Regions from separate parts of the Mus musculus genome. Here regions 1 and 2 are each linked to region 3. The links are chromatin loops, found by intact Hi-C in ENCODE. Cell type or tissue: heart. All regions are shown on one strand.

Region 1 (2,500 bases), 580 kb before region 3:
GACCGAGCAGGGGGAGGCGCCGCCGGCGCTGCTGCCTCCGCGGCCCAGGTCATGTGGGCTGCTCCCCTCCCCACTCCCCCTCCCTCCATGCAGTTTACTTGGAGGGTGGGGGGTGATTGGAGTAACCAGTCAGGGAGAGGCCTGCTGTTTGCTTACAGATCGGTTTTTTTTTTTTTCCCCTCTCTTTTCTCTAACCGGATTGGTTTGCTCCGGGAGAAAGAGGCGTTTTCCTCATCTCCTCCCTCCCCACGCCTCCACCCCCACCCCCGCCCCACCTTCCTGAAACCTGACTAATTGAATTACTGAGAGTGCCGAGGCACCCTCTCCGCGGCCCAGCCCGGCAGCACGAGTAACCCTTTGGTTGCTGAAGTGCGTCTGGACTCAGAGTGATTTGGCATCTTTTTTTTTTTTTTTTTTTTTTTTTTTACTTGGGAGTAGGGTCTTTCGATTGAAAAGAAACTGGCTCCCACTCCAAAAGGGGAGCCGAAAATTGCTTCGGGGACCGCTCAGGTGACGTGAAGTCTGCGCTGACTGGCTAGGGCAGCCCTAAGTAAATCGGAGTTCGTGTAAACCTCCGCTCGGTTCTTCACGCCGCACACGCCGCGCAGGGTCATCTGGAAATCTGAGCATCTCTCTTGTGCCTTTCAACCCTCTCTTTCTACCCGAGATTTAAAGGCTTGGGGGCAGGAAATGGGACTTTTCTTTAAAGTGATTCTCTGAAAGCAGGTTTTGAAAAGTCGGAGAAAAAAAAAATCTCAGTTTAAAGTGATTACAATTCAGGGTGAACCTTCAGCTGGAAGGAGAAAAACGCAGCGCGCGAGCCCGTCAGTACTTTACACCTTTTCCACGCGGATCCTGGGGCTGGTTCGCTACGCACACGCACACCCCACATAAATATCTTGAACTAAACTCGGTTTGAGAAGAAAAGGGAGGGAAATAGTGAGAGGGAGGGAAAACGCCTTTATTGCTGAAAAAAGGCCGTGCATTCCTGGGCTGGTCAGGAGGTTGCAGGGCCCAGATCCTTTGAGGCCAGCTAAGCCGGATCTCCTGGGAGCGAGGAGTCCTGGCGCCTCGGGACGGGTCCCCTGTGGTCCTGCGCCCTGGCATCGAGCCCCATACCCGATGCTGCTGAGACCTGCATCCCAGACTTTTTATTTTGTTCTCTAGTGTATACAGCCTGGTAAGAAGGCCGAACCCAAAAAAGAAAGCCGTTTACCTTTCTTTCCATCCTCTCAACACTGCGTCTTTTCCCTTTTACATATTAGACGAATAAAATTAAATATCAAATTCTCCATCCTGCGTTTTCCAAAGCTCGGCCTGGGGTTTCCAGGCGCTTCGGAGAAATTTGGAAGCGTCCAGACGCCCTCCAGTGGTCGGCCTGCAGTCCGCACCCAGCAGGGGCATTGACGGCAGCCTCAGCCCACGCTGAGCCTGATGGAAAATCTAAGGTCAGGATGAGTGAAGACATGAGAGGAAAGAAGCAGTTCCCACAGGCTGGGCGTTACTGGACGTGATGGAGATTTTCCCTAATTATCCTGAAGGAACGTCCATGTTGAGTGACCAGACGTAAATTACAACCGTTATCGTTAGACTGCATGACTGACCAACTGATAGACTAATTTATAAGAGTTTAAATTGAGACTATTCTATTCGCTTAAGCTCTCCTCTGCTTCTTTCACCAAATTTCCAACGTCAAGAAAGGAGGGATACACCTTAAAGAAACAAGACGATAAGATTTTTACTATTAAAATCAATTTGGGTTTTCATTTAAAATGCTGCTGTCCCTCTGGCTGGTGAACAAGTTCAGGGTATGCTTTTTTTTTTTTTTTTTTTTTTTTTTTCTCTCTGCTGTGGAAGGATAGATTTCTTTCCCAGCCTTTTTGATGGTAACTGTAATAGGCACTCATGTGACAAAGGCACATGAGAATATTTCTGCAGGAAATATTCTGAACCCTTTAAAAGGTTATGTGTATCTTTAGGAAGGAGGGAATTCAAGACTTCTGTCTTGAGGAAAATGCTGAAACTCAGAAAGAGTCTCAAAGAGCTATCAGGTATCAGGGACGGAGCCAGCTGGCTTCCTAAGACACCACAGTTGAAAAGGGGCAGACAAAAAAAAAGAAATAATACATGCTTATTTCCCCCTTGGAAATGCATATAGATGTAAAAAGTCATCAAACCAAAAGAACAAGTCCATTTTAATATCTTAAACATCTCCACTTTATTTTAAATAGGAATGGCCCTATTTTAATGAGACAAAAGTATGCTATGGTCTTCCTTAAAATGATTCATGGGGTTGGAATAAGATACTAGATTTGAAATAGTTCAAAACAGAACTCAGATGTCTATTAGAAATAATTCTAAATTAAATGTCTCCTCTGGAGCCAAGTATTGACATTGGACTTACTAAGCAATGTGACCCTTGAATACGTGAGTGGATACAATTGGAAGAGAAGTATATATTAACTATACACGCCTTACGAGGTAATGTGACTAGCTCTGT
Region 2 (2,500 bases), 52 kb before region 3:
TGGATGAGAGCTGAGGTCCTGCCTTTCTAAGACTTGCTTTATTTTCTTAAGTACTCTATAACCTCTTAGTTTTCTTTGACATACACTAACTTTACTTATTTGTAGTACACAATGCTAGTCATGGTTATGCCAATTTGACAGACACAACCACTAATGAATAAGTGTTCATTATTTCTCTCTGTTGGTAACATTTAAAATGCCGGAAACTAGATATTCTGTAATACTCTCAATTAACTGTTGTTAACCACGGATATTCCCGTGTTACAGAAAATAGAATGATTCTATGTGATAGCATCTATGCTGCCTGATAACACTCATCTCTTCGGATCCCTGATGTGGCCCCAAGAGAGCCGCCACACTGTAAAGTACAATGTGCTGGAAAAGGCCTCACTCAAGTTACATGAGAAAGGGCCAGGGATTGAACATGACTGCATGTGAGTATCCACAGCAGCAAGCAATTTAAAGCTTGCTTATTTCCAGAAGTGCATATCTACTACTTTCAGACCAGTACTGATCATAACTGAAGCAATTAAAAATTGAAAATACAGATTTGGGAAGCACCACTCACACATGCTATCACTCGGCATGCTCCCCAAATCGTTCACACATCTGAATCTTACAATGTGATCAAGCTGCAGTAAAGTTCTAAAATACACAAAGTCTTTTCAAGACTCAAAAACAGCCCTTTAGGGCTGGAGAGATGGCTCAGCGGTTAAAAGCACCAACTGAGTTCAATTCCCAGCAACCACATGGTGGCTCACAACCATCTGTAATGAGATCTGACGCCCTCTTCTGGTGTGCATGAAGATAGAGACCGTGTACTCATATACATTAAATAAATAAATTAAAAAAAAAAAACAGCCCTTTAATTAAAAAACAGTAACTAACCTGCAGAGATTGTACTACTAATTTTAAATTTAGAATAATGAGAAATAATTTTACTAATGATTATTAAGATTTAATATTTATTCTACAGGGTAAGCTGTAACTATTTAAGGTTCTCATAAAAATTATTCAAAATATTCTCTTAACTATTAAATATATTTAACATTTACACATTAGTAAAAAAATTATAAAAACTAACATACTACAATCATGATGTTCCAGTAGTGGGTAATTAGGGAAATGACTTATATTATTAAAGATCTATTTGGTAGTTAAGAACCACCTTCCCTGTTTTAAAAGAATGAAATTTTAATTTTTTAAAAAGTAAGGCTTTATAAATCTTTATATTGCTTATTACCTTAATATTTACAAGTGCTCATATATAGGTATTCAAAGCAACTCCAGAAAGTGTATGCATGCAAATAAATTGGTTTTGCAGGATGGGTCAGACTATAAGCTCAGCGGAGTGGCCTGGCAAATGCAGCCTTACAGTTAGCTTGGGTCTGAGAACTATGCTCGGGAATGTTTACCTTACTGGTATTTCATTGTTTCTAAATTACAGAAACAAATCTAAATTTCCAAGTATTTCTCTACAACAGAAAATGTGACACTTGTAAAACACTATCCATGGAACTCTCTAAAGAGAGTAAAGGCGGTATCTCACAAGCATGTTCTGGAACATAAAGAGAGTAAAGGTGGTATCTCACAAGCATGTTCTGGAACATATTTGTAAAACAGACCAGGTTTTTACTACTGGACTAAAAATAAAGAACTCTATGTATGTGCGGGTGTGTGTTTGTGTGTGTATGCCTGCGTGTACATGCGTACACACATCTATGTGTGTGATGTGTCTGGTATGTATGGTATGATGTGTATGTATATACGTGTGTGTATATATGTGTGTGAATATATATATATACCCACAAAATATTCAACTTCTTAGTTATATAAAGATTAAAAAATTACGTAACTGTACATTCTTAATTTTACAAATTGTTAACGCTTGAGACATGTATTTTAAGATGGAGTGGACCTTAACTCAAATTAGATATTGGTCAGTCACTCCCACACGCTTTGTACCACCATTGCCCTAGCATTTCTTGCAAGCAGGACACCACTGTATCTGGGCTGGTGTTTACATTTCTCCTTTGGTAGCTCTCGAAGTACCTTCCTGTACCAAGAACACTAGCCCATAGCGGGCAAAGGCTCTATGGAAGCACCAGCTCAACTTCTTTTTTTTTGTTTTGTTTTTGTTTTTGTTTTTCGAGACAGGGTTTCTCTGTGTGTAGCCCTGGCTGTCCTGGAACTCACTCCATAGACCAGGCTGGCCTCAAACTCAGAAATCTGCCTGCCTCTGCCTCCCAAGTGCTGGAATTAAAGGCGTGTGCCACTGCTGCCTGGCTACCAGCTCAACTTCTTTACGTTCAGTGAGTTGTATGGGTCTTGTCATCAGCAACAGAGGCCTTGCCACCAACAGCCCAGATTTTTTTAACTTCTGATTACTACTCCATTTTCTTTATCTATTTTCTGTTGAGAGATATGTAGGTTATTTCCAATATCTGGCTATTATGACTAAAGCAGCATTGAACATGATTAAGCAAGTGTCTCTGTGGTA
Region 3 (2,500 bases):
GAACTGAGGCTGTCTCAGTGCCCTTGATATCCTTACAGAAGCGCTTCCACATGCACAGCTGACTGACACGCAGAGTCTACGCAATACTCCCTGACAGAACAAAATGCTAGACACAATGTATGTGCCATCAAGTAGCAATGAACAAACAAAAGACACAGCACAGGGCACCAGCACATAACAAGAATGAATTACACAGTCACTGTGGCTACACCCCAACAATTAAGCTGAACACCAAGGACAGAGTGAACACATACTGTGAGATCAGATACTTAGCCTTATGACAACAAATATAAATTACATGCAGACAAATGCTATCTTATCCATGTGGACACTGAAATCCTTCTTAGAAACCCTAGGTCATCAATACAGCTGCCTCTGGGAGCAGACAATGGGAGGAAACACTGTGAAGCAGTGGAAACTTAAGTTGGCTTGCTTTACTACTTTAAAGAGCAGCAGAAAGTTTAACAGAATGTTACCAATTTCTGTGTGGTGAGCACAGATCTACTGCTCTTTGGTATTTTGTATCCCCTCCCTCCCTCCCTCCCTTCCTTCCACCACCCACCCTCCTTTTCCCCCTCTACTGTCAGCCATGGGTTGATATGGCACTAAAGCTGTACAATACACTCTCCTGGACTTCGAAGCCTCCAGGACCATGTGCCAGATAAACCTCTGCTTTGACAAATTACTAAGCCATGAGTATTCTATTACAGCAGAAGAAAATAGACTAAGACAATGCTCTCGCTAGATATAACCTTAAAAATAGCTCTGTGGCAGACTGTGCACCAAAGGGACTGAAAGGCACTCGCCAGGAGAAAGAGGAAAGTGTGGGACAAGCTGGACCCTCACTAACCTGTTCGAGCGTCTACACGGGGTTTACAGACATTGCAGAATGCATCCATGGAAGCACCTGCAGCACTCAAAGTGAGAGAAACACAAGCTCACTCTTTTTAAAGGACTACAATGAAGTAGTCCTTAATTTTTTGACTCTAAATGTCAAATAGTGATATATAAGCTTTTAATAAACAAAGATATCCCTCTCATATTCTAAATTTTATTCCGCTTAAGTTGGAACCACAAATAAGAATATTCACATTCTCTTCCTGCTTCACATACAAAGGCAATTTCAACTGGTAGTGTTCTTCAGGCAATTAGTATTTCATATGGCAGGAAAAGTAAGTCTCCCCACTACGACCACCTAAAAGAAAATAACTTTAAATGAGGCTTCCCAGCAGCAGAAAGTGCAAGCATTACATCTTTATAGTTGCATCAAGGATGGAAAAGCCCTGTCAGTGAGCCATGTACCGAGTCAATGCTGCCACCTAAAGGCCAACGCCTAACATGAACGATGCCGAAGCTACAAAACCAATTAACCCTGGTTATTCCTGACTACACAGGCAAGCAGGAGCTCTAACAGTGTTTTAGAGAAGATTCAATTTATTAAGAGAGAAAAATAACGAAGTTCATTTGAATACTGGTCAAAGTACAGGTCAAACTCTGCTGGCATCTTTTCTAGAAAGAATTCTTTCTTCAATATCTCTATTAGTAGCTAATAAAAATCAGCAAATAACCAATATACTTCTCAAAGCCAAAACAGTTGACAACTTAGATATTTCATCTATTACATAAATATGTTTAAGTCCTATGAAAAGTTAGCTATCAGGAATTCAACTCTCCAACAGAGCTCAACATGTTCTGAATTTCCTTCTAAGAACCTTAATGAGAATTATGTTGGCTTCTCTTTAAGGTTTATCGAAACACTTTAAATCCCTCATGAAATAAAAACCAAATCCGGATCTGGTTCTCTCCGGATTTAAGTATCTGACACTTATTCAATGTAAGACAACACGGACAAGGCCAGGAAGAAAATAAAGCCTATCCTCCCGACATGGACAGCACCGCCTTTGAAAAGCCATCAGCTAAATCCTACAGGGACAGCAGTGCACGGAGCTCTCTGTGCTGAAACGAACACAAGTGCCAGCCAAGCCAACAAAGATACTACTAAAAATTAGAAAATCTTTAAGATAGGATGAACAGCCTTTCATTTATTATGTTGTATACCAGAGGTACCAAAGCTTATTAATGAATTACTTTATGATAAAGTAAGGACTACTTTAGGCTTCTAGTGTATCTTATGAGTCAGAGTGCACTGAGTAATTTTAGAGTATTTATTATGCCACTTAATCCTCAAATACAGCCTGTAAGACAAATTATCAACACACCACCACTATAAAGTAAGGATTCACAAGGTTTCATGACCTTCAGTAATTTTCTCAAGGTTCCAATGCAAGTGAGAAACAAAATGTCAGTCTATCTGACCCAGAAACCATACACCCTCAAATGACTTATATTCACAGTAACTTTAAAGAGGACTCTGACGTACTCTTTACTGTGTATTTTCGAGGTAAAAGCATATCTTGTGGCAATAAAAGCACTTAATTTTAATTCATGGTGTTTCAATTTTTAAATCATTTCAAAAAGTGTCATCCCTTCCACAACTGAA

The links. Hi-C counts contacts between places; a loop is a spot of excess contacts. Peaks named below come from ENCODE experiments on the same cell type or tissue, not always from the same donor. Only the 100,000 strongest peaks of a DNase experiment are listed, where the experiment ranks them.
Region 1: it touches region 3 in a loop (2.4-fold over the local background); 4 of 42 quality-filtered maps call a loop at or near these places.
Region 2: a loop joins it to region 3, with 9 times the contacts of the local background. A loop is called at or near these places in 8 of 42 quality-filtered maps.

What each region holds. Positions count from the first base shown.
Region 1 is chr17:62,882,969-62,885,468 of GRCm38, forward strand. No RefSeq gene overlaps it. Among named protein-coding and RNA genes, the nearest start is that of Efna5, 2.9 kb to the left of the region's middle. In heart, a CTCF peak has its summit at 1,375 (motif pointing left); DNase peaks (open chromatin) are centred at 83, 1,113 and 1,383; H3K4me3 peaks cover 1,580 bases; H3K27ac peaks cover 1,256 bases.
Region 2 is chr17:63,415,249-63,417,748 of GRCm38, forward strand. The region is part of intron 4 of Fbxl17 (F-box and leucine-rich repeat protein 17); the gene reads right to left. Among named protein-coding and RNA genes, the nearest start is that of Fbxl17, 84 kb to the right of the region's middle. In heart, no CTCF peak of the experiment used is centred here; no DNase peak of the experiment used is centred here.
Region 3 is chr17:63,466,751-63,469,250 of GRCm38, forward strand. The region is part of intron 4 of Fbxl17 (F-box and leucine-rich repeat protein 17); the gene reads right to left. Among named protein-coding and RNA genes, the nearest start is that of Fbxl17, 33 kb to the right of the region's middle. In heart, a CTCF peak has its summit at 1,328 (motif pointing left); no DNase peak of the experiment used is centred here; H3K27ac peaks cover 521 bases.